Linked DNA regions of Mus musculus: region 1 is linked to region 2. The links are chromatin loops, found by intact Hi-C in ENCODE. Cell type or tissue: heart. All regions are shown on one strand. Links, peaks and the distances in the headings refer to the core of each region. The heading gives the core; the rest is flanking DNA. Region 1 holds the start of Akain1 (A kinase (PRKA) anchor inhibitor 1). Region 2 holds the start of Gm49894.

Region 1 (15,881 bases), core at 2,917-10,916, 54 kb after region 2:
TCTCCTTCATGATGATCCAAGCCATCTTGCTTTCTTTTCATTGTTTGCTTCTGCAATAAATACCACAACTAAAATCACTCAGAGAAGAAAGGGTTTCTCTCATCTTACAGCTTACAGTCCATCCTAAAGGGAGCTTAGGGCAGGAATTCCAGGCATGAACCTGAGTTACCAATGGAGGCAGAGACCATAGACAAGTGCTGCTTACAGACTTGCTCCTTGTGGCTTGCTCAGCCTGTTTTTCTTTTTTTTTTTTTTAATATTTATTTATTTATTTATTTATTTATTTATTTATTTATTTATTTATTTATTTATTATCTGTAAGTACACTGTAGCTGTCTTCAAACGCACCAGAAGAGGGAGTTAGATCTCATTATGGATGGTTGTGAGCTACCATGTGGTTGCTGGGATTTGAACTCAGGACCTTCAGAAGAGCAGTCAGTGCTCTTAACTGCTGAGCCATCTCTCCAGCCCCCTCAGCCTGCTTTTTATATCACCCAGGACCACCTGTTCAGCAGGGATGGCACCACTTATGGTAAACTGGTCACTCTCATATCAAACATTGATTGAAAAAAAAAGTTCCCTACGGACCTACCTACAGGCTAATCTGATAGAAACATTTTCTTAATTGATGTAACCTTTTCCCAGATGATCCTTCTTTATATCAAGGTAACAAAAAGAAAACCAAACAACCAAACAACTAACTAACTAACCAACCCAACCATCAAACACTAAACAAGACAAGGAAACAAACCTAGCCAGCTCACAGGTAATGTTGGAAACTTCTACTTTGTCAACAAGAAAACTCTCTTTATCATTGGTTCCAAATAACCCAGAACCCACTGAGTTTCCAGAAATGATATAGAAACTGGTTTTGCTCTGGTGTCACCTGGATGGCTAGAGGTCCATGCCTCTGTCTTTGCAGAGATGTGCAGGAGATGCTGTGTAAGACACAGGAGAGCAAATGGTGTCCATCAATCATGGTTAGCTCTGTCATCCCTCTCCTAACTTATACTTGCATTTAAATCTGGGCTTTACCACAGATTGCCTGTATAACCATTGTCAGGGTATTTAAGTGTCAGTATCTCAGTATGCTTGTCTTTCAAATAAAAACAGAAGCATAATCCCACACAAATGTGAGAGTTAAATAAGATAAATCCAAGCAAAGAAATGAGCACAGAATTCAGCATAGTCATTGGATCTGGGTTGACTGACTGCTGTATGACTGAGGTTGGGCTAGGTACTGGGGATGCTGTGGGGTGGGCTGCCTTCTTCCACCCCTGTGTCCACTCATCATCCATTATGACTCAGCAGCTCAGCACCTCACTGTCATGAGTTTTCTTATCCCTGATTGCTCAGCAGTCATGTACAGGCCACTTTCTAGGTCCTGTTGTTATTCAGAATAGCTTCATATCTGAAACATTATTAGATGCACACATCCTGTCTTTGGTCCTGTTAACTTTCTTCTTTGTCACCAGGAAGCCGGAGCTCTGACTTCATTACTGCGTACACAGAATGACTTCATAACTTCCTTTCTTACCTTTCCTCCCTAAATAAGGTCATGCTATTTAGTGGCATTCTAATCTGTACCCTCATTTCATGTGTCCATGACACTCAAGACCTTTGCTGTCCACAGCTGGGTTCTCTCTCTGATCCTCCTGGGCTACAACCAGTTCAAATCCAGCCTGGAATACACTGTGAGATTCAGTCTCAACAAAGAAGCCAAGGCAAAACAATCCCTTAAAAGCACTGGGTATGGTAGCATATGCCTTGAATCCCAGCACCCAGGAGGCAGAGGCAAAGGCAGAGGCAGAGGCAGAGGCAGAGGCAGAGGCAGAGGCAGAGGCAGAGGCAGAGGCAGAGGCAGAGGCAGAGGCAGAGGCAGAGGCAGAGGCAGAGGCAGAGGCAGAGGCAGAGGCAGAGGCAGAGGCAGAGGCAGAGGCAGAGGCAGAGGCAGAGAGAGAGAGAGAGAGAGAGAGAGAGAGAGAGAGAGAGAGAGAGAGAGAGAGCGCAGAGAGAGCAGAGAGAGCAGAGAGAGGCAGAGAGGCAGAGGCAAGTGGATCTCTATGAGTTTGAGGCCAGCCTGGTCCACAGAGTGAGTTCCAGGCTATCACCATTCTCCCTTGCTTTTCTTCCTTCTTCTGTTTAAAGAGGTATTTCTTGCATTTGCTTTTTTCCTTTTACCCTCTTCCCCTTTCTATTTTTCTGTTTGTCTCCTTCTGTTTTCCATTTCTTCTCCACTATCTGCTTGAACATGATTTATTGTAGATTCTTATGCTTAAAATTTACTGAACAAATTTTTATAAGGTCAATCCACTTTTTGAAGATAAGTTGAATGTTGTGAGTTGGAAGCTCCATGCTGTGTCTTAGAGATAATCATGTTGATTTGAATCTGAATATTGTCATTTCACTTTCCTCCCATGTTAACCATGCTATTCATCTTCCACACATGCCATGCATGCCATCTCATGTCTATCCATGTTATATCATGTACACCATGCCATGTATGCTATGTCATGCCTACATATGTTACATTATGTCCACCATGCCATGCACGCTATCTCATGTCTACCCATGTTATATCATGTTCACCATGGCATGCACGCTATCTCATGTCTAACCATGTTATATCATGTTCACCATGCCATGCATGCTATCTCATGTCTAGCCATGTTATATCATGTCCACCATGCCATGCATGCCATCTCATGTCTATCCATGTTATATCATGTCCACCATGCCATGCATGCTATCTCATGTCTAGCCATGTTATATCATGTCCACCATGCCATGCATGCTATCTCATGTCTACCCATGTTATATCATGTCCATCCATGTCATGCATGCTATCTCATGTCTACCCATGTTATATCATGTCCACCCATGTCATGCATGCTATCTCATGTCTGCCCATGTTCTATCATGTTCACCATGCCATGCATGTTGTCTCATTTTCCATTCATGCTATCTAATAAAATCAGCAGTTTTACTTGGGAATTTGGGAGAACTTTATCTAGAGAATAAATGTGGATACATGGATCATTAATAAGGGAAAAGGGTTTTCAATGAAGTCGATGTTCTCCAGGAAATTATTTATTTTCTGTGAACACAGTGTAAAAATTTAACTGTTCTGATGCAATTTCTCCAACATGGAGGTTTTGCTATTGTTCCTCTTTAAGAAAATATGGTTATTGCACATTTTAAAGCATCCCACGGGACTCATAAACTGCCTCGTAAATGCAAACCCGCAGAGGCATGGCTCTTCATTCTTCAAGCCTGAAGAATGCCTTAATATTTTCTGCTTTAGCACAGCAAAGTCATTGCTTTTCTTTATTTCATCGCCTGTCCTCCCTCACTTTTATTGTTCAGTGACGCTGTCTTTCCTCTTTCTGTGTATTTTCACCTAAGTCTCCTTTTTGTCTTTACAGACCAGAAACGACAATCAGTGTTCTTGGCTTCTTCATTTGGTTTTTTGTCTCTGTGTCTCAGCACAAGGCACTCACCCCTGTTTTAATTATGCTTTTCATCACCCAGTGTCCTTCCCGAGGGCCAACTCAATAGTTTGAGAAAGAATTCATTTCCAGCATTTTATTTCTATAATCATTCAAAACTCATGTGCTCAGACATTTTGGAAAGAATCATGGCTTAATTTTTCATGATGAAAATGTCCCTATTTAATCTACTTCAACAGTACCAGGGGTGAAAAATTATTTTAAATTCTAGTTGGTTGAATAATGTATTTAAAATGAGTGTTGAGCAAAAAGAATCAGGGTCTGTCTGGAACCACATGTCTCCACATGTAAGGGTCTTGAGTGTCGTCCAGGATGTGCTTGCAAATTTTTCTAGTTTTTTTTCAACACTAACACAGAGTAGAGGAAAAGCTGGCTAAAGAAACGAGGGCTTGGGCCTGGAGAGATGACACAGCGATTAAAAGCACTGACTGTTCTTCCAGAGGACCTGGGTTCAAATCTCAGCACCCACATGGCAGCTCACAACTATCTGTAAGTTCAAGATCTGACATTCTCACACAGACATGCATCCAGAAAAAAAATCAATGCACATAAAATAAAAGTAAATACAAGAAACAAGGGCTTGAGGAATCCCAAGAAGTGCAGCTCTTCATTGCCTGTAGTGTTTTTTTTTCCCCAGAACCCATTCTTTAGCATTTGTTTACCACCAGAATTCTGTTTCCAACTTCATAATGTTTCCACGTATTTTAAGCCAACATTTCTCCCAAATCCCGAGTGGTTTTGATAAGGAGATACTTTTCCACATGTGCTTTCTGGGTCCTCCAAAACCTTTCCGAGTACCCCTGGAAGGGGGGGGGGGTGTCCAGTTTGATAGGCTCAGTGCTGGGCTAAGAAAGTTGGGCATCTACTATAGCTTGTTTACTGTCTTGCTTTTTATTGCTGCTCCCATTACTGAGCAGAAGTGACCGCAGAAGTCAGAATATAGTAGATGGTAGCCACGGCTACCTCACTGGTAGAATGGCTGTCTTTAAAGCTGTTTGAGCAGGGTGAGTTGCCATGCATGGAGTATTCAAACAGAGACACAGGGGGACTACACCACGAGATAAAGCTTCGTTGGGGTGAGTCTGGGTAAAAGATCTGTCAATGAATCCAACTCATAGTATAGCTAAATAAATGGGAACATTTATCTTTCTCTTAGGTATTCAGATACCAAATCTAGCACTTATATTAAATATAAAAGTATTAAAGCCCAGAAGCTGCATCAGGATATTGAAATAAAATCAACAAAATAATTCTGGTCATGGTACAAATTTGAGATAACGCTGAGTGAAATCTACAGCTGAAACCACCTAAACAAACTAAGACATATCACCAAAGTGACTCGCAGATAATATTAATTGTCTTGACTAAAATATAGACAGGACCTGGTACTATAGCTTGGTAATTGATCCCCTGCTTATATTGTGTGAGGTCCAGGAATGATCTTCAGTGTAAACAAAATTTTGCGCACACACACCCCCATTAGACTGAGAACATACTGTCGTTGGGCTCTGTAGGAATGGCATTAGGAAGGGGGAGGGTCAATGAAGAGATGCTTTGAGAAAGGACAGAGTCTACAACTCTTGTTCAGGAACGGGGGCTGAGAAATTCTTGTTTAGCACTGGCCTGTTGTTCTGGTTCCTATTAGATCACATTTCTGTCTATTGCCACTCCAGGCTCACTAAAAAGCTAGAGGGCCCATCGGTCTATGTACCGATGTTTCTGTTAGTTATTTTTACTTCTCCTACCTCTTTGGCTACTTTCTAGTCTAGCATTATGCAGGACTTTGTCTCCATTTTTTTTGTTTGTGTGTTTGTTTGTGTGTTTGTTTTTAATACTTGAAAAGATAAGTGATGGGTTTGGGAGAAACGTACATACTTTTTAAAAGCTGCTGATATGCCTGTAAGCTGGCCACTAAAGGATAGAACACTGTTCTACAGAGTGGACATCCCCTGAAACTCGTTAGGAAGGAAGACTCTCGGGTTCTACTGTACCCTCCTGACTCACAGGCTACAGCTTAGCCTGGTCCCCAGAATTCACACACACATTAATATCTATGATCCACTGATCTACTAATTGTTTCCTGTAGGGCACAATGTCCTCCTAGCTTGTCAATGATTTCTGGAGTGAGTTTAATTGGGTCATGCTCCTTTTTCTCTCTCCCTCCCTGCCTCCTCCTCCTCCTCTGCCTCCTCCTTCCTCCTTCCTCCCTCTCTCCCTCTCTCCCTCTCTCCCTCTCTCCCTCTCTCCCTCTCTCCCTCTCTCCCTCTCTCCCTCTCTCCCTCTCTCCCTCTCTCCCTCTCTCCCTCTCTCCCTCTCTCCTTATCTCTCTGAGACAGAGTCTCACTATGTAGCTCTGGCTGTCCTGGAAGTCACTGTGTAGACCAGACTGGCCTCAAACTCACAGAGGTCCATCAGCCTCTGCCTCTTGAGTGCTGGGATCAAAGACACACAGCACCACACCAGGACCCCTTGCTCTTTCTTAATTCACTGAGATCCATATTTCAGAGGGTCCTCACAGCAAACCCTGCAGATGCCTCAGTTCTTGTAGTATAGACGAGATGGGCCAAATAGGGTGACATATCCAAGGTTAAACAGTGAGTTAATGGGGAAGGTGCTGGACCTGCGTTTGCATCTGGTTGATCCTTAAGAATGTTTTCAGATGTTCTTAACACGATATTTTCCTGTGGATATTTGTTTATGCATTCGGTGAGTAAAGGCCATGAACACACAAAGTTGTAAAAAATTAAGGGTGGTGGAGGGGTGTTTATTTAAAGCAGTCGGCAGTCATTCAAGCAAATCTCAAATAGTGCTTCATGTGTCCCACGGTGCTGAAACTAGAGGGGCAGATAGTTTTTGTTCCCAAGGGTTTGGGTGTATCTTGGGCATATGAGAGGACTCCACCCCTTTGTGCATGGGTATTTTTCCTACCCATTGGCTGATTTGCATCGTGCTGAGGCAGGCCCCATCTGTTTCATCTCCTATGACACCAGGTGCTAAGAGCATTTGTGACTGTGTTGTGTTGAAGCTGCCCAGATGCCTCCATGATAACCGTAGTTCAAGATTTGTGAAACTATTTACATTTTCAACCTATTATGGCTTTGAACAAACTCGGTGCCAGCCTGGCTATTTAAATGCCTATGTTTGCCAAAACAGGGTAGAGCTTAAGGCTTTTAATCAAATTGTTAGTACTGTGCTTTTAGAACAGCGCTATTATTTCCAGGAAAAGGTGAAGAATGCCCAAAAACTCTGATTGCCTTTGGTTTTGGACAACCCCATTCAACTACAGAGATGGAGGATAAAAGCCAAGGCAAGGGGATCCTTATGTGGTTTTTGACTCTGTCACTGAAACCCACACGCGCGTGTTGCAAGCTGGTGGCATCTAATGAGCGTTGCCTACACCGCACCAACATTAATCAGGGAACAGATATCTTCAAGTGAACTACGGGTTAGGAGCCTGCAGTGAGCATCCAGCAAGTCCTTGTTCAGGGTGGAACCAACTGTAAAGGGCGCAGATACCAACTGAACCAGATCTGGGCAAGCTCTTAAGTATGTAATCAATGTCAGAGATGTTTTTCCTCATCCGTGCAGAAGTTGGAGTTTGTCCGAGACATGTCTCATCTGTACTTTTTTTTGCAGTGACTAACACCGTTTCCTCTCAGGCTATGACCTTGAGAACCTGCAAATGTGGGAGTTGACCCAGTGGTCACGGGGAACAGGACCCGCGAGCAGCGCCCTTGTCATGCATGCATTGCAAGGTCATCCTGTTTTTCTCTTTTAGCTCTCTTGCTGACATTGAGAGGCCTGGGGCAGCCAGAGAAGTCGTGAACAGCAAAGACGGGTTAACTTGGTGGTTCCTCCCTCTGTTCAGAGACAGCCACACTCCAAGAACTCAGCCTCTGGAGTAAAGTCTAGTGCGATGTGGGGAAAGGGACAAACTCATCTTAAATGTCAGCCCGGCATCCCTGGGGGTGAGTGACAGCAGGTAGTTAGAAGCAATTAGTTGTGCGCCTGCCGGGAAACCGGGCAATTACCTTTCTGTCTGGCTTCCCCTTCCGTCCTTCCTGCTTCGGTGGAAGCGGTAGAAGCGCCCTGCTCCTTCGGCGGTGAATCGCCAAGCTGGCGCGGGGACCGAGGAGGAGCTGAGCCGGGTTGCCTCTCCTCCTCCCGCCGGCGGAGCGGTGCATTGTGGAGGCAGCGCGCGCCCAGCGCTGAGCCGCGGCCCGGGACCGCGCGCAGGGAGCTGTCCGAGGTGCTGACCGTCCCGCCCGCACCCTGCGCGCCCGTCTGCTCCCGGCCCCGCGGTTCCCCGGTCCCCCGTCGGCTCCCGCCCTCTGTCTGTCCACCTCTAGAAACCCAAGGGTGTAGCGGCTGAAGGAAGTCATGGTGTTCGCTCCAGGTACTCTTTTATCTTCTTTTTCCGCAGACGTCCAGGCGGGGAGCGGGGCGGGAGGCGAACGCACCCGGAGGGAAGGCCTTTAAGACGACGGGGGTCCCTATGCGTGCTTTGGAGTTGCAGTGGCCCGGGGGGTGGAGACCGCCGGGTCGCCCCTCTCCCACACCCGCCTCATCTGCAACCCCAACCTTTCCGTCTCACAGTCCCGCCTGAATCCCGGCACCCGGAGTGAGCACCGACACCTTGGCAAGTGGCCCACTCGCCAGCATCGGACCTGCGCGGGTGTGCGGGCGGGGAGTGGGGAGAAGGATACAGGGCTTGGGGCTCCTTCTGTGGGAGTCTCTGTCGCCGCCTCTCCTCCCCTTCCTTAGAAGTGGCAAAGTGCCCTGCTTCCTTCCTCCGGGCCTCCAGAGGAGGTCGAAGGCAGGGGAGCGGGGCGAGGGGAAGAGGAGCGCTAGCCCTATGGATTTGGATCTGAAACTCTGTCGGGACTGCAGCAGGAGAGAGGCTACTGCGGCGCCGCGGGCGCTTGCAGCGTCTTCTGCTGGCAGGTGGCGAAGGACCTTCGTCCTTTTGCTGCGATTGGAGGCTACAAGTTGAAGAGTCAAATTTATCTGAGGTTGGCGGGTTTATCAGTCTCTCTCCTCTCTCTCTCTCTCTCTCCCTCTCCCCCCCCTCTCTCTCTCTCTTTCTCTCTCTCTCTCTCTCTCTCTCTCTCTGTGCACGCGCACGCGCGTTCAGGTGCTTCTGCTAGGGCCTCGACCTAGGTGTGTGTGTGTGTGTGTGTGTGTGTGTGTGTGTGTGTGTGGTGGGCTGAATGAAGCGTGGACCCGTTTATAGTTAACATTTCTACGTCCAAAGTTTCTCTCTCTCTCTCTCTCTCTCTGGTTTTTCTCTTTCATCTTTCTAACCTTCTTTTTCAGTTTGCCTGCCCTGACTCCCTCTCGCAGTTCCCCTTCTTGTTTTTGTTTGTTTTGGCTGTACTTCTTTTTAGGGGCAGTGTACAGCAGGTAGTAGGAAACACATAGCATCACTCTGTCAGCTTTGGGGGTCTTTAATTTGAGAAACAGGTTTGAAAATGTCCTGGGCAGGGGAACAGACATTGGAGAAGAAAAAGAAAGCATTTCTAAAAGGAAAGAATTGGGTCTGGTTTTTACATTTTTTCACTGAAAGAAGAGGAAGCTCTCCACCTGTCAATGACCAGTGACAGTCCCTGAGTCCCCGAGAGGTTAGCTAAGGAGACAGGATCCACAAGTGCACATGTGCCTTAGAGCAGTGGTTCTCAACCTGTGGGTCTCGATCCCTTGGGTTGAACGACACTTTCACAGAGGTTGCATATCAGATGGTATTTACATTACTATTCACAACAGCAGTAAAAATAAAGTTATAAAGTAGCAACAAAAATAATTTTATGGTTGGGAGTCACCACATAAGGAACGGCAACAAAGGGTTACAGCATTAGGAAGGTTGGAAACCCTTGCCTTAGACTAGGAATGTCGCTCTCCTTCCAAAACAGATAACTTAAGGGAAATGAGGTGGAGGTCCAGTCTGTGTCGGTCAGTCAGCGCAAGGTCAGAGAGTCAGAAAGCAGCAGGTCTCAGTCAGAACAGCTCTTGTCTCCCTCTGACTCAGTCGCCCTGTGGTGTGAGCAATGTTACCGCTTCCTGGGGGGCGGAGCTGAGGTTCTTTGGAGTTAGACTCCGCCTCTTTAAGTCCTCAGAGCCATTCCTCTGAGGAGACACACCCCAGCTACAGAGGTGCGAGGTGGAGCAGTGTCTAGTGCTATGTTGTGGGATGTTGTTATCTATTCAATTTTCCTACGAATGAAGGGGTGGAGGCAGTGTAATGAACTTAGACTCCTTCTGGAGGGGCAGGCGGTCTGGATTTAAGCAGCTCAGAATTTCAACAGATGTTGTTGCCATCTAACCTTCAAGTTTGTGTAGTTCCTGTTTATCGCAGTGGAGGAAAATAGTGATGATTCACATCTGCCAAAAATAAAAAATAAAAAAATAAAAAAATTAAAATTTCAGAAATTGACCTGGGTATGACAGGCACAGAAACCCGCGAAGTGAGTCACCCCTCCCCTAATTTTGAGTTTCTTGAAAATCATAAGCATTTGGGGGCTAAAGATACTGTCAGCGCACCATTGTGCTTACTCTCCTCATATGTGTGGTTACATCCTTCTGAAAGAAAACCGTAACGGTGATTATTTTAATCTCGGCTAGAATTTCATTATTGTATTCTCATTTCTAGTCTATTACTCTTCCAGATCACTCCAAACTGGAAATACCTTCCCATTGCATTCCTCCAAGCTAACCTAGTACCCAGGAGGGAGACTCGTGGGCTAAAAGTACTCAGAACCCAACAACCAGCTGTTCATAAACCTCATGTGTATTGTGTTCTTATTGGATTTTCACAGCAATAAATAGGGGCCACAGGTTTTAAGACCTGGCCTTGCTCTTGCTTTTGTAGATTGACCTGTGTTTAAATGGCTCTTTGCTTCCCTCAAAGGCACTGGTAAAAGGCAAAGCTACTCTCAGTCTAGAAATGCAATGGGAAGGGGTGGGGGGTGGGTGTTGCGGGAAGCACCAGAATGAAGCTCTATATAACCCTAGTTGGAAGCCACTCTTACCATTTGCTATAGAACACGTGCATATTCTTGAGTTTTGGTATCTATGCATTGTAAGAAACAAGGCTTTGTGCTTGGGCAAGAGCCTTGAGTAGTCTTTCTTGGTTTGACTAGACTAGAAAAATAAACTCTCCATCTTTCATTTCTTTTATATGATTAATAGACATTGTAACTTAGAAGAATTTTAATTTTGTGAAAAACCAATTTAAAAATTCTCCAAGCTCATGCCTACTAATTTTTTTTAAAAAAGAGTTTGGATCTGAATTCAATTAGTCATTTCTTGTACCTTTTGTGGTGGTTACACAAAGGCAGCAGTTGGATGTGCAGCAAGACATATCAATGCCTCTGCAAGGACTGACTAGGTACCCTCAAACAGAGATTTAACCAAGTCGGAGCACATGGGTAAATTGAGGCACTGTGATCAATTCTTTCCTCAAACCTCTCCATTCTCCTCTTTCTGTTTCCTCAAACTGAAGGTCAAATGTTTCCAGAGCAACTTGAAAAGCTCCCCAAATGTAAATGGCCAATCCCAAGGAAGAGGCTGAAGAACCAGTATGGAGAAATACTTTGCTTCCTGTGTGTAATGTTAAACTGGCCCACATTACTTCTCTGTGGGGAACATAGCAACAGTTACCACTTAGAAGCAGGAAAATACTGTAAGATCTCTGGTGCTGCTGGTGTTTGGAGTCAGGGTATCTCAGTGTTCTTATCTATTCATAGACAAAGCCAAAGAGGAAGCATGGAGAGAGAGACCACTGGCCATTGTTATGAAAGTTGGTAAAATGTAGCAGAGCATATTTCTTGGCTGAATTCCTGGAAGGGGAAAAATATACACTCACAAATTCAAGTCTTTTCACTGCCATTTTATTCTGACTAAAGAATGCCTACATCAGTAAGGAATAAAAATGTAGTAGAGAAGTGGAAACAGGTTCTCTCATCTCTGGTCCACACTGCTTTCTTCCGGTGAGAACCATACATCTCAGGGATTAACTCATCTCTCCTGTGGATGTGGCAGTTGGGTTTGCTTCAAGTTAGATCCTGTACCAACAAAAAGATCTTTTCTCTTGTGCATAAATCAGGTAAGGTTATAATAATAAGGATTTCATAGAGACATAAAATGGTGTGCAATTGCAAGCAATTAGGTAGACAGACCCTGACGTCTAAGCTTGATTTGGAGAGCATTTAATACCAGTGTTTCCAAAGAAAGCAATCAAATGTATTTAAGAAAGTATTTATTACAAGATAGCCTTTATACATTTATATAAATCTATCAATTCCAAAAAAGCAATGAGTGAATTATATAGCAGACCATCTTAACTGTCAGTTTTATAATCTTCTAGCTTTACAAATTCTTTTCTATACATGTAGTCTTTTAAAAATGCATTCATTTCTTTAAAGACTACATACACTGCATTTAATTTTTGCATACAATTCAATGAGATTAAAAACATACATAGGCTCATGTAGTCACCACAGAGCACTTTTAATGCACTAAAGTCTTGGGGTTTTTGTTGTTGTTGTTGTTAACCTTTTCTGTCAACATCTTCCCTCCCCTTACCTGCACTCATCACAGGTCCTCCACCCCTAACCATGTGCTCAGTTCAGAATGTCATACAAATGGAGTCACGTTGGGCCTTAGCCACTGATAGAACACTAACGAGATTCACAGACCAGGTGGCTTCTAAATAAAGGAGATCTTTTCCTAGAGGTGGAGGCTGGGTAGTCCAAGACCAAAGTGGTATAGATTGGGTATGGCAGATTCCCTGCAGACAGCTACCTTCTCATCATGACTTCATATGGCAGAGCACGAGAGTCTCTATAGATCTTTCATAACAGAGCTGCTGTCCGTCAGGAAGGCACACCTCCATGTCCTGCTCACAGTGTCATTGTAGGCAATTGGATTTTAGCAGAAGAGTGGTGGGCCATGTATTATTCAGGTTTCTCTAGCGTCATGGAACTTATGGGATGTCTCTCAATATTGAGGGAAATTATTGTGATGACTTACAGTCTGTAGTCCAACTACCCCAAAACGGTCAGCTGTGAATGGGATGTCCAAGTATCTAGTAGTTGCTCAGTCCCATGAGGCTAGTTGTTTCAGCAGGTCTTTTGTAGAAGTAGGTTCCAACAGATCTGCTGGCAAGTAAATGCAAGCAGGCAAAGAAGAGCTAATCTTCCTTCTCCCAATGTCCTTATGTAGATCTCCAGCAGAAGGTGTGGCCCAGATTAAAAATGTGTACCACCACACCTGGATCTGGGACTTGTTTTGTCCCAGGCTGACCTTGAACTCAGAGATCTCCTTGCCTTAGTCTCCTGGAATTAAAGATTTGTCCTACCTTGTCTGGGCCTAAGCTTTTCATGGTCACCATGCCTCACGATCTCCATGTCAAGATCCAGGTCAGAAACTTGTGTCTTCCAGCCTCCAGCTCTGGACCACTGGTAAGCCCTCCAATTCTGGATTGTAGTTCATTTCAGATATAGTCAAGTTGACATCCAGGAACAGCTATCATAGGCCATAACAATCAAATCACGTCCTTTTGGAGACTGCCTTCTTCCCCTCAGCATGATGGGTGGTGAGCATCAAGAGCTCACGTGTTTACTGTTGAGTAGTATCCCATTGTTTGGCCATACCTAAAGTGGCTTATGCCTTCCCCACTGAAAGACACTTAGGTTCCTTCTAGGTGGAGGAGATTATGTATAAGGTTGTACTAAATATTCACAGGTGCATGTGTATAAGTCTAATTTTATTCATTTGGGGAAAATACACCAGCTTTGATTGCTGGGGCTTGTAGGAGGTTAACCCTCAGTGGCTCTCTTAAAACCAAACTGTTTTGCCTTTCCATCGATCTGTGAGGAGTCCTGATCTCCTTATCCCTGCCATTCTAATGGATAGGTAGTGGCATACAGCGTGGCTCTATGTGCCTTTCCTTGAAGACCAATGACCATGGTTCTTTAAAATAATGTGTTGAGTTTATGTATCTTTTTAATGTGTGTAGGTATTTGTGTGTACATGGGCATGTGACTGTATGTATGTACATGTGCTCATATGCATACCACAGCACACAGACAAAAGTCAGAAGATAATCCGCAGGACTAGGTTTTGTTGGTTCTCTCTGTTTACCATGTGGGTCAAGGAGACTGAACTCAGTTGTAAGCGCCCCTTTCTTTCTTTCTTTCTTTCTTTCTTTCTTTCTTTCTTTCTTTCTTTCTTTCTTTCTTTCTTCCTTCCTTCCTTCCTTCCTTTCTTCCTCCTTCCTTCCTTCCTCTCTCTCTCTCTCTCTCTCTCTTTTTTTTCCTTTCCTTTCCTTTCCTTTCATTTCCTTTCCTTCCCTTCCCTTCCCTTCCCTTCCCTTCCCTTCCCTTCCCTTCCCTTCCCTTCCCTTCCCTTCCCTTCCCTCATCCTCCCTCCCTCCCTCTTTCCCTCCTTCCTTCCTTTTTAAATTTAATTTTATTTCTAATTCATTTTTACACCCCATATTCCATTTCCCACCCCTGCCCTCCCCCCCCTCCATCTGCCCCACATCCCACACCTCCTCCCCACCACACCCTGTCTCCACATGGATGCCCCCACCCTCTACCCCATCTGACCTCTAAACTCCCTGGGGTCTCCAGTCTCTTGAGGATTAGGTGCAAGCACCCTGTTCTACCGAACCATTTGCCGGCCATTTGCAGATAATTTCTTAGGAGCTTATTTGCCAAGTGTCTATTTTCTTGATGTGTCTGTTTACATATGTTGTTGATTTATCAGGAGAATGTTTTCTTTCTTGATGTTGGGTTTGGGGATTTCCTGATATAGTCTTGTCTCATATACATGATATTTGCTGCTGAATTTTTTTCATCCATTCAAGACCACTTTGAAGTTGAATGCTTTTAATTTTAGTGGAGCTCATGCATTTTAATAGGCTATATTTTTTTTATGATACATCTAAGAATTTTTGCTTAACTCAAGGTCTTCAAGACTCTTTCTCCATGTTTCCTCCATGAGTTTTGTAATTTTATGTCTATGATCTATTTTAAGTTGCTTTTTAAAGTTACTCTCACTCACTTGTGGTAGGAAACCTATGCTTTTGTACCCAGGAGGATAAGGCAGGAAGGTCTAGACCTCGTGGACCAGGTCATAGAACGTTCCAGGGCAGTCTGCGGTGCATTGAAAAAAATCCTCTCAAGAGTTCTGTTCCTTTTGGTTAACATGTAACAGCTGTGTGTCTGGGGTTTGCAGAATGTTACTTTTGTAGGTGCTATAGCACACTCTGATCACACCAGGGAAGTCATCAATTCTGCCTCCCTCTGGCTTCCTTAGGTTTGGAGCCTAAGTTCCTCTCTTCTTGGTCAGATGTACAACAAGTCCCCATGGCCAATAGCTAGCCCCATTGTGAGCTACAACCAGCCTCACTGTGAGCTATAGTCAGCTCCACTATGAGTTATAGTCAGCTCCTCTGTGAGCTCTAGCCAGCCTCACTGTGAGCTCTAGCCAGCCCCACTGTGAGCTCTAGCCAGCCCCACTGCGAGCTATAGCCAGTGCCATGGTGCTGCAGAGCACAGGAAGCCATGCCATCTCTTCAGCTGTGCTGTGGCTCTCATCATCCACCCCTCACAGCCATAAATCATTACTAGGCTATCCTGTTTAGACTGGGTCCTTAAGCTTCTGCACTGGAGAAAGGATATATGCTGCTTTCTTCCTGCATCTGTCTTCTTTTACTTAATATTAGAGTCTTCCAGTTTTGTAAATTTTCTTGCAAATGACAGATAATCTTTTTTTTTTTTTTGGTTTAATAATATCCCCCGCCCCTCTCCCTGCCTCTGCTCCACGTTTTCCTTATTCACTTATTCACTGATTCCATAGTTGACTAGTGAATAGTGCATATATAAACAGACCCCCCCCGCACACATATACACACACACATAATGCACATATACACATACACATACGTACACACATATATATACTTATACTTATACACACACACACGCGCGCGCGCGCACGTGTGTGTGTGTGTGTGTGTGTGTGTGTGTGTCTGTTTGCTGTGCTGTGCTGTGCTGTGTTTTATTTCCTTTTCATTTGTACCTAGAAGTGAGGTCTGTGTGGGACCTATGCTGGGTTTTTGAGGAACATCTCAAGTGCTTTCCATCATGATATATTAATTTGTGTTTGTATTGTAAGGTAAGCACTCTATTCTCCACAGGGTGTCTGTGCTTGCTAAGTTGCCTCTTTTTGGTAATGGGGAGAGAGGGCATGCTGCTGTGGTTTTGATTTCCATTTCCTAATGACTAACAATGGCCAATATCATTCATAGATTTGTCAACCATTTGCATTTCTCTCTTTTTTTTTTTTTTGCAAAAGGCATATTTATAT
Region 2 (15,881 bases), core at 3,200-11,199:
CAGCTTCAGTGTACTTATGTATAATAATAATAATAATAAAATCTTTGGGCTGGAGCAAGCAGAGACTGAACAAACGGAGTTGACTGGAGTGAGCAGAGGTCCCAAAAATCCAATTCCTAACAACCACATGAAGACTCACAACCATCTGTACAGTTATAGTGCACTCACATACATAAAATAAATAAATAATTCTTAAAAAAAAAAAAGGTGTGGTCCTGTTCAAGTAGTGTGGCCTTTTTGGAGTAGGGGTGGCACTGTGAGTGTGGGCTTTAAGACCTTCATCCGAGCTGCCTGGAAGCCAGGATTCTACTAGTAGCCTTTAGATGAAGACGTAGAACTCTCAGCTCCTCCAGCACCATGCATGTCTGGATGTTGCCACGCTCCTTCCTTGAAGATAATGGACTGAAGCTCTGAACCTGTAATCCAGCCCCAATTAAATGTTGTCCTTATAAGAGTTACCTTGCCCGTGGTGTCTGTTCACAGCAGTAAAATCCTAAGATAGAGTGGTATAACGTAAAGTGATTTTCTACTGAAGTAAAAATGTAAATATCTTCCATGGGACTTTAAAAAGACACAGAATCTGGTTACATGAAGTTAAAATGATCCAAAATATAATCAGAGGGCAGCATTAAGGTGACAGTTGGAATTAGGCGACAAAAATCTACAAGTTAAAGTTTCTAACAAGCTGCAGTGAAAACCCTGGAAGATGCAATATGGAACATCTGCCTAAGGAGGCTGCAAGAGATAAGTGGAGCCAGTCCAAGGAAGAGGTCATGTGGTCTACAAACACTCTGCTCAGGCAAACAAGCTCATATCATGACATCATGTGCCCCATATATAGGACACAAAGCTACAGGACTTAATGTCTTCCAGGCTATGCTTCAGTCTTGCTTGGAATGTGAACCCTTCTTACATCTCCGCCAGTCTTCACTTTTTGAATGGAAATGTACCTTGGGAATATATAATTGTTTATGATTTTACGGGGGCTTGTGGCTATGAGTTTTCTCTGGCTCTTAAAGAAGAGTTTCAGCTTTGCCTTCTGAACAATGCCAGGACTGCCATGACTACAGGACTTTTAGAAATTGGCTACTTACATTTTGCATGGTGAGATGGACATTAGCCTTTTGGGACTCAACACAGAATGCTCTGTATGGTGTATTATTAGGGTTCTCTAGAGTCACACTTAATGGACTTCTGGAATGTCTCTCTAGATTGAGGGAATATATTACGATGACTTACGTCAGCTGTGAATGGGAAGTACAAGAATCTAATAGTTGCTCAGTCCCAAGAGGCTAGTTGCTTCAGCTGGTCTTCTGTAGAAGTAGGTTCCAACAGATGTGCTGGCAAGTAAACACAAGCCGGCATTGAAGAGGAAGGACTCTTCCTTCTTCCAGTGTCCTTATGTAGGCCTCCAGCAGAAGGTGTGGCCTAGATTACAGGTGTATACCGCCACTCCTGGATCTGGGAGGCTAACCTTGAACTCAGAGATCTTCTTGCTTTGGCCTAAGCTTTTCAAGGCCACTATGCCTCAAGAACTCTACATCAAGATCCAGGTCAGAAACTTGTGTCTTCGAGCCTCCAGATCTGGATCACAGGTGAGCCCTCCAATTCTGGATTGTAGTTCATTCCAGATATAGTCAAATTGACAACCAGGAATAGCTACTACATATGGTTTGAATTATAGTCTGTCCCTTATAAGCTTGTATAGTGGAGGCTGGCTTCTAGTTTGTGGGGGTTACTTGGAGACTTCGTTGGGGGCTGTATTTTGTCTGTTGACCCACCGCCCCTTTCCTTACTTCCTGCACATTGTGAGGCAAATTGTTTGCTTAGTGCATGTCCCTACCCCTGTGATTCTGCTGCACCTTGATGGAGAAGCAATCATGGTGCTTTTCACATGGTTTGTGGACTTAAGTTCCTGAAACTATGAGCTAGAGAAAAACTTTGTTCTCTTATGCTACTTGATCAGGTATTGTGTCACGGCGATGAAAGGTCTGGCTGTTCAACCTTTCTATTAAAGTAACTGAGCTTCTTCCCTAATCGCCATCAATGCAGAGATTACAGGATGGCTCAAATGGACGTCTGATATGATTATTTCTTAGGCAGTTTTGTAACGAGATTAAATCTAATGAAGTGCCTCCATTTTACTCAGCTTCCAGCAAGTATTTCCATTCTTTGTGAAACCACGAAAATGCTTCGTTGGTACTGCAATAGCGTTCTGATCTGTTGTAAATATATTATTTATTCTAGCTAGCCCATATAAAAGACACAAAATACTGGTAATGTACTGCAATAGCGTTCTGATCTGTTGTAAATATATTATTTATTTTAGCTAGCCCATATAAAAGACACAAAATACTGGTAATTTATTTATAAGTTCTAAGCCTAGATTGGGCAGGTTGTGAGCTATTCAAACTTACACCCCAACCGTATGCCCCTTTTTACTTGCTGGTTTGTGGGTTTTGTTTTGAGTCTTCCCCGGATTACAAACTGTTCTCAGGGTCTACTTCTCATGGCAGTCTCTTCCTCCCTCCTGTGTGGCCTGAGCAACTCCTGGATTCTCAGACTTTGGTTGAGAGCCAGCCACTGCTGTATCAGTCTGTAAGTCATTCTAATAACCCCCTTCTTATATGGAGATTCATCATGTAAGTTGTTACTCCGGAGAACCCTAATACACTGGTATCTGAAATTTGGTTTCCTCCATCCCTTCTGCTAGTTCCCTCTCAGCCTACAGGTCTTAAAGGTATAATGAAGCTTCTATTGATTTCCCATCTGAATCTAGTTCCCCTGTTCCCTTTTCATGGTAGTGTATGCTTTAAAACCTTTGTGCTAAGGTCCTTGCTGGGACATTTGTTGAGTGTGTACATCTTTATCTCTGTGGTGTCGGCTCACTTTGTTCTTCATCGTATCTAGGGTTCTTGGGGCAGGAAGGTGGAAGGGTATTTATGGCACTAGGGGAGACATTTGTTTCCTTTTGTTGAGCTGTTGCCTACCCAGAGTTGGCTGGGTTCAGTTTATTTGCAATGGGTCTCATCCTCTAAGACATTTGTCATTCAAGGCAGCAGAGGAAGTGGTGACCGGATGGTTCATTTAAACACAGTCAACCAAGGGCGTGACGTACAGAACATGGGCTACTCAAAGCTTCTACTTACAAGTTGTCCAATCTCTACTACTTGTATCTATAGCCAAAACCAACAGTAGACCCCAATGGTCAATGTGAGGGAGACATCAACTCCACTCACCCATAAACCCCCTACAAAACAGGACACCTTTCAGCTGTCCCTTACGTGTCTATCTAAGCCCTGGTATCCCACAGGCCACCCTGTTATGTTCTACAATCCAGCCTCACAATTCTCAGAAACAGGTTTTGTTTCAGAGGCTGTGAGCATTCTTTGAGGAAAATAGCGTGCTCTAAATGACCCCAGCAGTTGTCTTCCACGGTAGCCATTGTTAGTAGAAGAGAAAGAACACGTCCATCGAGGGCCTTGATCCCTATTAACTACTGCACACTGTGCCCTTTATTTCTGAATTCTGGGTTGACTCTTGCTATCAGCTGGTGTCTTCTATGAGCCTCATGGGTGCGAAGGGTGTGGGACCAGGCAAGGAGTTTCCCATCCTCCTTCCCAAGAGAGTGATGCTTTTGTTAGTTCCCCTGAGTCCTGATGATAAGCAAGGACCAGCCAGGCAGAGTACAGTTGCTATGCATCTGAATTCAAGGAGTCATTGATACAAAAGGAAAAAAAAAAAAGTCAAGCACTTTATTGTTCTGATGTTTATGAACTCTGATGAACTAAATTTAAAATCCAAGGACAAACTCTCTTTCATAGGCAAGAGGACCATGTCTACACAGGAGGCAAGCAATAAATCCAGGAGGAGTGAAGCCCTTCCAGGTGTGCTCCAAGAGCAGCAGCAGGTGGTGACACTGAAGATTACTGGAAGCTGGCCGTGTTCCCACACCGTGAACTTAAGCCATTGCTCTATCACCTCAGGACATAACCTCACGACAGATGGGTATTACTAGTGCCCCGTAAGCAAAACACAGACAGGACTAAAGTGTAAACACAGAGCTGTACGAAGGAACCCGAATAACGCAAACAGGCGGAGTGTCAGGTATGAGGACCACTTCCTGCCATGATGCTAGAATCCAACACCAACAGTAGCATATCAGGGGATTAATATTTGCACTAAAAGCTTAACTGGGTGTTGGTCAGTCTTTATGACTGCCTTGATTTCTTTGTCTCCATTCCAGAAAAGAGAGTGGGGCTTAAAAGGCTGGAGAGATGACCCACAGTTAAGCACTTGCTCCTCTTCCAGGGGACCAGAGGGCCAACACCCATCTCAGGTGGCTCATGATGGTCAGGGGATCCAGGGCCTCTGGCTTCTAGGAGCATACGCATCATATGCGCTACCCCCATATACTCACCTGTGTGCGCGCGCACACACACACACACGCATAATAAAATCGTTTTAAAAAAGTAACACTAGACCAGGTTTATTCTATCTCAAGTCTTTCACCAAACCCTACTAACACAAAGGCTATTGTGTGCACCAAAAGACACGAGTAGGAGCTAAAACTTTGGCTCGGTAGTTCACAGCCCTTACTGCTCTTTCAGGGGACCCAGGTCTAGTTCCAAGAACTCATATGGTGATTAACAATCATCCTGCTCCAGTCTCAGGGGATCTGAACCCCCTTCTGACTGGCCTCCGCTGCCACCAGGCACACACGTGGTGCACACACATTCATGCAGGCAAAGCATTCATACACAGAAAATAAAAATTTGAAGGCGTGTATTTAAACACCGTGGGGGACATTAAACCAGTACTGGTTAATATTTTAGCTGAGGCTGAATATGGTGTCCTTTAGAAAATTGAGGCGACCATAGTTTTCCTTCATGTTTACTTAGGCATCCGGTACAGGCATTCTTTTACATCTTCCCAGAAGTCCATGGTCCTGCCCTAATTGCAGATGTTATTCACGTGATTTAACATAAGACTGTTGAAAGTGTGACAAAGCAGCAGAAGTGAAGTGACATTTAGGAGCACAATAGCTCAATCCAGCTGCCAGTATTGCAGGTTGAACAGAAATTTTGGGGCTAAAGGGACTTTCCAGGTCGTGGGCCTGAGGGCAGGTAAAGAGGATCAGGAAGTGCCTCACAGAGAACACAAGGTTTCAGCAGCAGCGGAGCTATAACTTACATGGATGTCCTGACATTACCAGGCTATCAGATCTCTCCATGGGAGCATCAAGTGCAACCTAGTTCTGGAAACATGATGGCTAGAGAGGGATGTACCTGGGTAAACGTAAAGGCACCAATTAGTCTGGTAGATCTAGAGCTTTGGGATTGAGCAGTTTGTCCAGGGTGACCGGAATTTCCCCTTATACTCCAAATCAAAAATGGCACTTCATTTGCTCTGCAAATGCCTGCTCCCCATAAACAATGCCTCAGTGGCACGAACCAAGCCATGAGCCTGGATATTCGGTCGAGACGGTACAGGGGAGACAGACGGTGCACCGGGACACCTGCCCAAAAGCCAGGCCGAGCTCAGCGCCCGAACCGTGCGCGCCCAGGGGCAGACATGGCCCACGCACATGCACACGCACACGCACGGGAGCGCAGGCTCCCCGCGTTCCCGACGCAGTGCCGAGGCCGGGCGCCGGCGGGAGCCCTGGAGTCGGGAGCTCCAGGAGGGGGCGGGTGCTCGAGAAAGGAGCTCGTGCATTCGCTCCCCTGGCCGGCAGAAGCCCCGCCCCGACCCCGCCCACCCCCTTCTCCCGCGCGCGGGCTCCGCGCGCCCCTTGCCGCGCGCGTGCGCGCGCGTGCGCAGGCCAGGGCTCTCCGCGGGCGGCCCCGTAGACCCAGGGAAAGCAACCACCCGTCAGGTCCCAGATTAACCCTTTCCTCGCTCGCTCACGAGGGAGGCCCCAGCCAGTTCCGTGCCTGCGCAAGCGGCGGCGCGCCTTCTCTCCCCCCCACTACCCCGGAGCCCGCACCGCGCATGCACGGGGAGGGGGGTGGTGGGGGTGTTCGCGGCGGGTTGGCTAGTGTGTGCTCGTGCAGGAGGAGGGCTGCCACCACCAGGGACGTGCACGATTCCCCCCCTACCCCACCCCCTCCCCAAACTCAGAAAAAAAAAAATTAAAAAAAAATCCAAAACACTGCCACCCACCGTGCCCCCGCGTCCATCCCGTCCCTGGCTTGCGCGCTGCCGAGCGAGGGAGCCCACAGCGACAGCGAGCGTCTGTAGCGGTGCCAAGCTGCAGGTAAGCGCGGGCCGGGTGCTGGAAGGGCCGGGGACGGGCGCGGGGACGCGGGGGCAGCCGGCGGCGGGCGCGGCCGGGGCGGCTGCGAGGAGGCGCGTTCCCGCCGAGCTCCGGGGCAGCAGCCAGCTGCAGGATGTGGCGGCGCAGCGCGGTGCGAGCGGGATCGGGGCGTGGGCCGCGGTTGGGCGTGGGGGGCCGGGCGTCCCCGGTGGCTGCGCAGGCCAGCGAGCGGGTGGGGAAGAGGCCAGGCGGCGGCCCCGCGCGCGCGCTCTCTCTCCGCGGCCGAGTTCATGGCCGCCTGGCTCTCCGCGCCGCAGTGCACCGCGGTGGGGGTGGGGACGGCCGAGCCGGGCCCGAGCGCGGCCCGCGGGGCGCCGCCCCTCGCAGCTGTGGTTTCCCCCGGAGCCGACGGGACCCCCCGCGCACGCTCCCCCGCCTGCGTCCGCCGAGCTCCGGGGAGCCGGCCGCGCGCCGCCCCCGCCCTTGGCCGCGGGAGGGCGCGGGAGGACCAGACGCGCAGGCCGCGGAGTGCGCGGGGCGCGAGCTCGGGGCTCGCGGGCGGAGCAGGGCGCGGCGCGGCGCGGGGCTGCGGAACCGGCCGCATGCCCGCTCCCGAGCTCGTCGCGCCGCCGGGGCTGCTGCGGGCCAAGGAAGAGAGCCTCGCGCCCGCGCCGCGACCTGGAGAAGTGGAGGATGGTGGAAGGGAAGGTGGCCCGTCGCTGGCGGGCACAGCTCAGGGGAGCTTTTGTTTAGGAGAGAATGCTGAGGGCTCGCTGCATCCGGCGGCTCATTGGCTGCGAAATGCGAATGTGGGCTCCCCACGCGCGGACTGCGCCCCATGTCTTTCGCGGGGCCCCGGATTCCCCACTCCCAAGTTGTGCGGTCGCAACAGGGAAGTGGTGTGGCCGCCATTGTCGCAGCTGCTCCGGAATAAGGAGGCGGCTGCGGCTGCTTATGTAAGTTTGCTTTGGGAAAGCCTGGCTCTGTGCTCGGTGAGGACGCCTTAACGCTCCCGCGATTTGGGGAGCTGCTAGCAAGGAGCTGCTTTATAGTATTATAGGTGTTGGGCTATGTCTTGTCCTACACCTACTTACACACATACTGGCAATGGTTATCTTCAGGTTTGACTCATTTGAACTTAGCAATGGGAACATCTCTATAGGGGGAAAAAAAAACCGAGCCGATTGCCCTGTGACCTCCTTTGAAAAAGAATTACACACTCACCAGAATCGAGAAGGCGTACGCACGCTGATATGTTGCCATAGCTACCATAGGGCCACTCTTCTCCCAAGTCCATGACCTCAGAAGTGCCACGGAGGGAATTTCTGCAGGGAATGCCTTCCCTTAGGCTGACTGCCGGCCCAGGGTGCATCTAGAACCCAGGAAGGCTGAGGTGAAGACTGGAGGGAGCATCCTTAGAAACTATCTTACCAGCCCTCACTCCGTGCACATGGGAAAGCCTGCTAACTCAGAGCCCTGTGATTCCTATAGTATGAACTTGTTATGGGTTCTCAGGATGTCGACCCTTTGGTGGAATCTCGGACAAAGTCATTGTGTAGGACTGTATTGTAACACGGCCACCTGCTTCTACTGCACTTGTGGGATTGGTGGTCAGTAGAGGAAATTTTTGTTCTTCAAAGCCTGTTGGGCTGCAGGATGTGGAGTTCTTTGGGTGAGAGTTAAGAACGAAAGAAAATTCTTTGAACCTGCATCCGGGGATGGAGGGAGAAAAATGTAAGATTTCTCCATGGCAGTCTTGGAGACAAGTTTGTAATTGTGTAGTAGACAAAGTGGCATGCTTATTTCTCCACTCTTTAGCTGTTGGGTATGTGTGTTCCTGCAGCCGTCCGATATTCAAACATGCATCTAGATGTCTATAGTTCTTAAAGGAAAATGTGCACCCAACAGGAAGTGGTGTGGATAAAGAACATATATGTGCTGATGTTTTCAAGAATATATACCACGGACTACTCCGGGTCTAGTCCTTACATAGAACCAGACCTGACTACTGTTAGCCTCACAGTGTCTCCCCAAAAAACGGTTCATAGGCAAGAGGTGGGACAGAGTGTTTTGTGACTCTTGTAAATACTTGGTTTAGGATTTAATGTAGAAAAAAAAAATCTTACTTAATCTGTGCCTTTCTTCCTGTAGATCTGGCTTGCCCCTGATCAGCCTGAGTCTGATCTGAAGATTTTGGTGTTTAAGGCATTAAGAACATAGCCTGAATTGTTCATGGTGAGTGTACCTTAGAGTAGTAAGCCTCAGACTATCATCTGGCATTTGATTTTAACATAAGTATCTCGGGTCTAGGGGTATCAGTAAGGGCTAAATCTACGTCCTCGGTTTAAGCAAGTCCCTGATCCCCAGTGTGTACACATACACACATTCTACACATACGTTTGTAATTCTACTTCCATGAGGAAAAACCTGTTTTCTTCAGACTTAAACTGGGTTGAATAAAAGTAAGACCATGTTGTTTTTACATAAAACACAGTATTTTTCGATAAGCTCTTGAACTCGCAGTGGAAGGCCTTCTGTGGTGGTTCTGAAATTACTTTGTTTTAAAAATATGTCTATACTTAACCAAGTACAGGTTGAACCTAAGTCCAAAATGTTCAAACTCTGAAGCTTTTTGAAGGGCAATAAGAAGCCATAGATGAAAATTCTGTGCTATGAAGTTTTGTTGAGAATATTATTTGAGAAAACAAAATAAACAAAAGAATATTATTTGAGGCAGGCAAGAGGAAAGATCTCTGAGTTCAAGGCCAGCCTGGTCTACAGATCCAGTTCCAAGACAGCCAGGGTTACCCAGAGAAACCCTGTCTCGAAAAAGAAGTATTTTTTGAAATAGTATATAAATTACCTTCATGCTGTATGTGTAAGGTATATATAAAATAACAACTAGTTTTGGAGTTGGGCTTGGCCTACCATCTTCAATTTATCTCATTATGTGTATGCACGTATTGCAAAACCTGGAGGAAAAAAAATCTAAAACTTGAAACACTTCTGGTCCCGAGCATTTCAGAGAAAGGACACTCAACCTGTACATCTGTTGACTTTTAACTGGATGGCTGGAAGTCTGGCATCCTATGAGCATAAAGCCACTCATCACTGTCTTCCCAGAGGTCTTGGGGGTCAGATTACACCTAGAAACTCATCCAGGAGTGGCTCAAAACTACTATGGAGAAACTAGAGGCCAACACAGAACCATTGTGGCAGTGGTGCCCTCTCTAGTTCTTCAGTGGTGGCTTGTCTCTTCTCTCAAGGAAGTACAGTGCCCAGCCCGGTGTTATTGTCAAGTCCTCCACACCTGAAGTCAGGTCTTGAGGAATCTTTTTTTTTTTCCCTGCATTTGTGGTGTATGTATACACATCTGCATGTGTGTGCATGCATGCTGGTGCATGTATGTGGCCATTCCCTCGGAGACCCCAAAGCTGGCGAGACAGGCATCTTCTTTGATTGATGTCTGCTTTGTCCACTGGGACAGGATCTCTCAATTCAGCCTGGAGTTCACTGTTTAGCTAGCAGAGCCAGCCACCTTGACACCGTCTCAGAATTACAGGTGGCCGCCATGGGCTGGACTGAGTCTCCATTGTTGGGCTGTTTATCTGTCTTAACAGAGTGAACGTTTCCTGGATTTAATTACTGGATCTTACAAGCTGTAGGATGTTGGGCTGCTTCCTAACTTCTTTTAGAAATTGAGGACACCACCTACCCAATAGGACATTAACATTAAGTGATATTAAGTGAATTGAGCCACCTAAAACTTGGAGAGTAGTACATGGTCTATATTTTGTGAAAAGCTGCCATTGTCATTATAACCAGGGAACTATTAATAAACAGAAAGTAATTTAAAATTGCATTATGGAAATCCCTTGTCTGGGGTTGTTTTGTTTGTTTGTTTTGTTTTGTTTTTTTACCAGTTTGGGACCATCTTTAACAGACTTTCTAAATTATCAGGTTCCAAATATTCACGATATGTCTAAATTTTGCATAGGGTGTACTAGGTTCATATTAAACACCTTTAAAATTTCCTTTGCAGGAGTTTTTCATCAGTATGTCTGAAACCATAAAATATAATGATGATGATCATAAAACGCTGTTTCTGAAAACACTGAACGAACAGCGCCTGGAGGGAGAATTCTGCGACATCGCCATCGTGGTTGAAGATGTAAAGTTCCGAGCCCACCGGTGTGTCCTCGCCGCCTGCAGCACGTACTTTAAGAAGCTTTTCAAGAAGCTAGAAGTAGACAGCTCGTCCGTCATAGAGATAGATTTCCTCCGCTCTGACATATTTGAAGAGGTGCTGAACTACATGTACACCGCCAAGATTTCCGTGAAAAAGGAGGACGTCAACTTGATGATGTCGTCCGGGCAGATTCTCGGTATCCGGTTTTTGGATAAACTGTGTTCTCAGAAGCGCGATGTGTCTAGTCCGGATGAAAGTAACGGCCAGTCGAAGAGTAAGTATTGCCTCAAACTAAACCGCCCCATCGGAGACGCTGCTGATGCTCAGGACGATGATGTGGAAGAAATCGGGGACCAAGATGACAGCCCTTCTGATGACACGGTAGAGGGCACTCCCCCGAGTCAAGAGGACGGCAAGTCTCCCACAACCACTCTCAGGGTTCAGGAAGCAATTTTGAAAGAGCTGGGGAGTGAGGAAGTTCGGAAAGTGAACTGTTACGGCCAGGAAGTGGAGTCCATGGAGACTCCCGAATCCAAAGATCTGGGCTCTCAGACCCCTCAGGCCTTAACCTTTAATGATGGGATGAGCGAAGTAAAAGATGAACAGACTCCGGGCTGGACCACGGCGGCCAGCGACATGAAGTTCGAGTACTTGCTCTACGGTCACCATCGAGAGCAGATCGCCTGCCAGGCGTGTGGGAAGACGTTCTCCGATGAAGGCCGGCTGAGGAAACATGAGAAGCTCCACACCGCTGACAGGCCGTTTGTCTGTGAGATGTGCACAAAAGGTTTCACCACCCAGGCCCACCTGAAAGAACACCTAAAAATCCATACAGGGTACAAACCCTACAGCTGCGAGGTGTGCGGAAAGTCATTCATCCGCGCCCCAGACCTGAAGAAGCACGAGAGGGTTCACAGCAACGAAAGACCATTTGCGTGTCACATGTGTGACAAAGCCTTCAAACACAAGTCTCACCTCAAGGACCACGAGAGAAGACACAGAGGGGAAAAGCCTTTTGTGTGTGGCTCCTGCACCAAGGCCTTCGCCAAGGCCTCAGACCTGAAGAGGCATGAGAACAATATGCACAGTGAGAGGAAACAGGTCACCCCCAGTGCCATCCAGAGTGAGACAGAACAGTTGCAGGCCGCAGCCATGGCCGCTGAGGCTGAGCAGCAGCTGGAGACAATTGCCTGTAGCTAGAGGTGATGGGTTAGGAACACTGGGCCTGGGAGGTGGATGCTAAGATTGCATTGGCTGTAGTCAGTGAACACCTTTGACCGCTTTGTGGCAATTTACAGCGTTGTGCTGGCTGGACCTAAGACAGTGCGCACTCCGGTTAGGTGATTCTCAAATTTCTCAAGGCAGTTATGTTCCTACGTTCTGACCAAACAGTTTGCTTTTTTTATCTTTTGGTTTGTGTGTGCGTGTGCGTGTGCGTGTGTGTGTTGTCTAGTATTCATATTCCCAGTAAGCTCCCCTACCCTTCTTTATGGTTTTAATTTGAAATCTCCTTTGTCTGGTTTAAAATGAGTGGCTTCTGTTTCATTCTTAATTCCTCAACTCTTGCCAAGCTGGTGAGTGCACTGCACAGAGTCATGGAATAAATTGATTTCCTAGTCCCAGTATATGTGACTTATGTCAAAACAGCAGTTTTAATAACTGGATACAAGACCTTTATATGGATGCAGAAAATGTTGGCACGCGCTGACCCAGAACACTGCAGAAGTACAAAACCAAATTTGGAAAAATGGAATGGTTTTAGTTTTATATTTGGTTTGTGATTTTTAAATCTCTCTCTCTATATATATATATCATTGTTTCTCACTGTTCCTTGGACAAATAATGGTTGCTTTGCTGAAGTGTTCCTTCATCCATTACAATGGCCCCTGTACCCACCCCAAATGCTGCAGGTCATGTATACCTCAGGATGAGTGAGACCACCAGGATGCTGGTGGTGTTGGGACTCAGTTTCCCTTTCATTCAGTGTGGCCATGCTGTCTGTGTGTGTCCGTGCAATGGACCAGCATCGACAGGAGAAGAGTCTGACACAAGGTTTTCACAGATACAAAAAACCCCTAGGTCTTGAAATCGTGACTGATTTCAGAAATGGTTTTGTATTTAAGATCAAAATTAGGACAAGCAGCAGCAATGTTTCTTCAAATGCGTTTTTGTAGTTTACAGATGGTCAGGCCTCGGGGTCTCTGCATCTCTGCAGCACTCAATTTCCCTTGGAGCAGATGCTTCCTTAAATACGTCTGAAACCCTTCACGTGTGTAAATAGTATTGTTGGTCTTATGTATTTCGAGAAAAGGGACAGCTGCATTTTTTTTCTTTCCTTTTTATTTTTTTTATACAGTGGATTAAAGTACCTTTCATTGGCAACACATATCAGACCCCTTTAACCAATATTAAAGACTATCAGACCAAATGTTTATGTTTTCCAAATATGTCTTATCACTGGTTGCAGTTTTCAATAGAAGCTGATTGCCCTGTCATAGCCATAAATCGGAATTATGAACTTTGTTTCAGATTGGGTGTACTAAAACGCTCCTTTGACTATTTCCTTAAGGATATATTGAAATGCCCACAGAGTTTGAATTATGTTCTGTAGGAAAGTGTAGACAGTTGTTTTAGGATGTGTACAGTTGTAGAAGGTGCCAACTTTAAAAGCTCATGTTTGGTTCTTAAGGTTTTCTTTTTAAAAAAAAAATGCATTAAAGTAATTTCGTTACATGGCCTGCTGTACTAACATCTGTTATTACTGTCGTGAGAAAAATTTTATTTTTAAAACCGGTGTCCATGTTGTGCCAGAGATTGTAGGATGGAGGGGAGGCTACCTTTAAATTTTTTTCTTTATTTATCGTTAAAATGTTTCAGCTTAAATTAATCTTTCCTGAGTGTTTTTTTTTCTGTTTTGAAGGCAATCCCATCAGTTCGTCTGTGCAGTTAGTAGGAGGGGCCGGACTGGTGATCCTAGGCTGTGTTAACCAAAGCAAATGTGAAATCAGCTGGCATCCTGTTGATAACTACTTCAACAAACCATATTTTGGGCCTTTGTTTTTGTATATAAAGATAATGATACACTCCTCTTGTTCTTGATCATTCTTTATACCACTGTTGTTAATGTCCAGATCTATACGCTACCATAGTCATGGTTTCATAGAGGGTCACACTCCTGATCTAAAATCAGTCCCTATAAAAAGCCTTGTGGACAGGTAATCATGTCATTGTGTCCCAATCTGAGAAAACAAAGTAGAATTCTGAATACTTCGTATTACATGTTTAGTGTTTGAACCTTTTTGTATTTGTGTTATAACTTCTACCATGGGTTCTGGGTTCTTATGGGAGTACCTGTTTTTATTTTTAGTGGTGGTGGACTCTTAAAATTACTTTCCTTGGCCCTGAACAGGAACAGTGCCTCTCTACATCCAGCTAACTCTAGTCATCCCTAAGGTAGGAGGGACCCACCCGCAGAGGCATGGCGAGTTCCTGCTGAGATGCGCTGGCCCCCAATCTGCAGTGTGAGCAGAAAGGAATTCTAAGCCGGGCAGTGGTGGCGCACAGCTTTAATCCCAGCATTTGGGAGGCAGAGGCAGGCAGATTTCTGATTTCGAGGCCAGCCTGCTCTACAAAGTGAGTTCCAGGACAGCCAGGGCTATACAGAGAAACCCTGTCTCAAAAATAAATAAATAAATAAATAAATAAATAAATAAATAAATAAAAAAGAAAGAAAGGAATTCTAAGCATAGGCTATCTTTCCATCAATACTTCAATACTTCTTCCTGTACACTATCTGTGTCCACAAACATTGTGTTGACCCCCTCATATTAGCATTGGTTTAGATGATAAATGCAAGGAATTGTAAGGAATTTCATGTAACTGTAAAATCAGCCAAGAAAATTAAGCATCCCCGGTGCACAGGCCTATCAACCCAGCCCCTCAGGAGGCTGAGGCAAGATCACAGGTTGACAGCCTGACTGGCTAAAGAGTGAGTTCGAGACCACCCTGACCAAATGACTTGACACTAGGGATATGGTACAGAGGCGAAGCGCTTGCTTATGTGCTGACGGATACACACAAATTGAAGCACCTTTTGAACTGCCCTGAGTGTGAGTTTAGAAAGTTTCTTCACCTTTCAGGTAAAAATGTGGCCTTTTTCCTCATTGCTTAACATGAAAATTAACACAACACTGAGCCCAGTATCCTGCTTTTTGGGTTCACCATGAGTAGTTCCTGTTGTACTGGTTCATTTTGGACATGTTATCAGTCGGTAACTTGGCTCACCTCAAACTCCAATATATGCCTGCCTCTGCATCCTTAGGGTTGGAACTAAGGATGTGCTAGCAAACTGCACCATATCAGGGATGTTCTCAGTGGATACAGAAACAAGATGCCCCCGCCCCCGCTCCCCACACCTGTCAATTCTATAATTGCTGGCTCTGCATTGTAGCCTGACACGTCTTTTTAAAGTGTTCACAACTGAGAATGTCTTAAGAAAGTTCTGTTTAATTGGCATTTATAAGCTGTCCATTCACAGCTTACATACTCATTCTAGAATTTTCTTTGGTTTCATAATCACACCTCATTTGCCCATTTTTAAGTAGGTCATTGGCGTGTAGTCAAGTGTATACATACACCCTGATGTGGTTGGCTTCCAAATCTACTCAGGGGACATAACAACACAGGCAGAATTGCAATTCTGAGAGCCACACATGAAGTTATCCATTTAGACAATATTTTTATATAAACCTTTCCCAAAGTGAATGTGTTTTAGACTACACTCAGTATTATCTGTCCTGGTTTACATAAATTCCAAGAATATCTGCTGTTTCTTCACTGAAGGGGTTAAGACTACCACCCCCGAATTTTGACTTTAGTCTGGAGTTACTGCTTGCTTTCTTTCGAGGATGTTATCAATAACCTTCCAGGAGGACACTTTATGTGGAGTCCGATTAGTGTCCATTAACAATACTGGCTGAATGTCTGCTATTTACTGAGCTAGGCATTGGGCTAGGTACTGAGAACCCAGCAGGAGTGGGACTGACCGGCTTCCTACTGTCCAGGAACAAAGGCCTCACCTATGCATGCTCACAGAATTCTACACCTGTGAAGATAGTATGTATCATCCAAATGTGCAAGATGCTTTTCAATTTGGGAGTGTATTAATACACTTCATAGAACTTGGTTTCCTTCTAAAGTTAACTAAGGGCTTCATTCTGTTCTCATGACGTTTAGTGGTATCAAAACCAGCCAGCAAGATGACTCAGGTAAAGGCACGTCCCATTGGGCCTGAGGATCCGAGCTTGATCCCCAGGGTTCATGTGGTAGAACACTTACTGTCCTCGGACTCCGTGATGCTATAGCATTCCCACACACACATGCACACAATAAGTGTAACAAAATTCAAGGAATGTCTCTTAGGCAGTGGGTCAG

The links. Hi-C counts contacts between places; a loop is a spot of excess contacts. Peaks named below come from ENCODE experiments on the same cell type or tissue, not always from the same donor. Only the 100,000 strongest peaks of a DNase experiment are listed, where the experiment ranks them.
Region 1: it touches region 2 in a loop (4-fold over the local background); 4 of 42 quality-filtered maps call a loop at or near these places.

The regions. Positions count from the first base shown.
Region 1 is chr17:69,431,637-69,447,517 of GRCm38, forward strand. Akain1 (A kinase (PRKA) anchor inhibitor 1) reads left to right here and starts at 7,690. Exons shown (of 2, transcript NM_001145192.1): 1 at 7,690-7,905. The coding sequence starts at 7,890. It overlaps A930029G22Rik (a long non-coding RNA gene), which reads right to left and starts at 8,604. Exons shown (of 2, transcript XR_003952217.1): 1 at 7,541-8,604. In heart, for the core only: no CTCF peak of the experiment used is centred there; a DNase peak (open chromatin) is centred at 7,695; H3K4me3 peaks cover 2,139 bases; H3K27ac peaks cover 481 bases; H3K27me3 peaks cover 3,743 bases.
Region 2 is chr17:69,377,011-69,392,891 of GRCm38, forward strand. Gm49894 reads right to left here and starts at 7,171. Exons shown (of 3, transcript XM_030250167.1): 1 at 7,090-7,171; 2 at 6,166-7,001; 3 at 3,733-5,288. The coding sequence starts at 7,171. The coding sequence ends at 5,241. It overlaps Zbtb14 (zinc finger and BTB domain containing 14), which reads left to right and starts at 6,794. Exons shown (of 3, transcript NM_009547.3): 1 at 6,794-7,215; 2 at 8,411-8,494; 3 at 10,302-13,742. The coding sequence starts at 8,492. The coding sequence ends at 11,648. In heart, for the core only: a CTCF peak has its summit at 5,656; DNase peaks (open chromatin) are centred at 5,911, 6,501, 7,171 and 7,591; H3K4me3 peaks cover 3,298 bases; H3K27ac peaks cover 2,841 bases.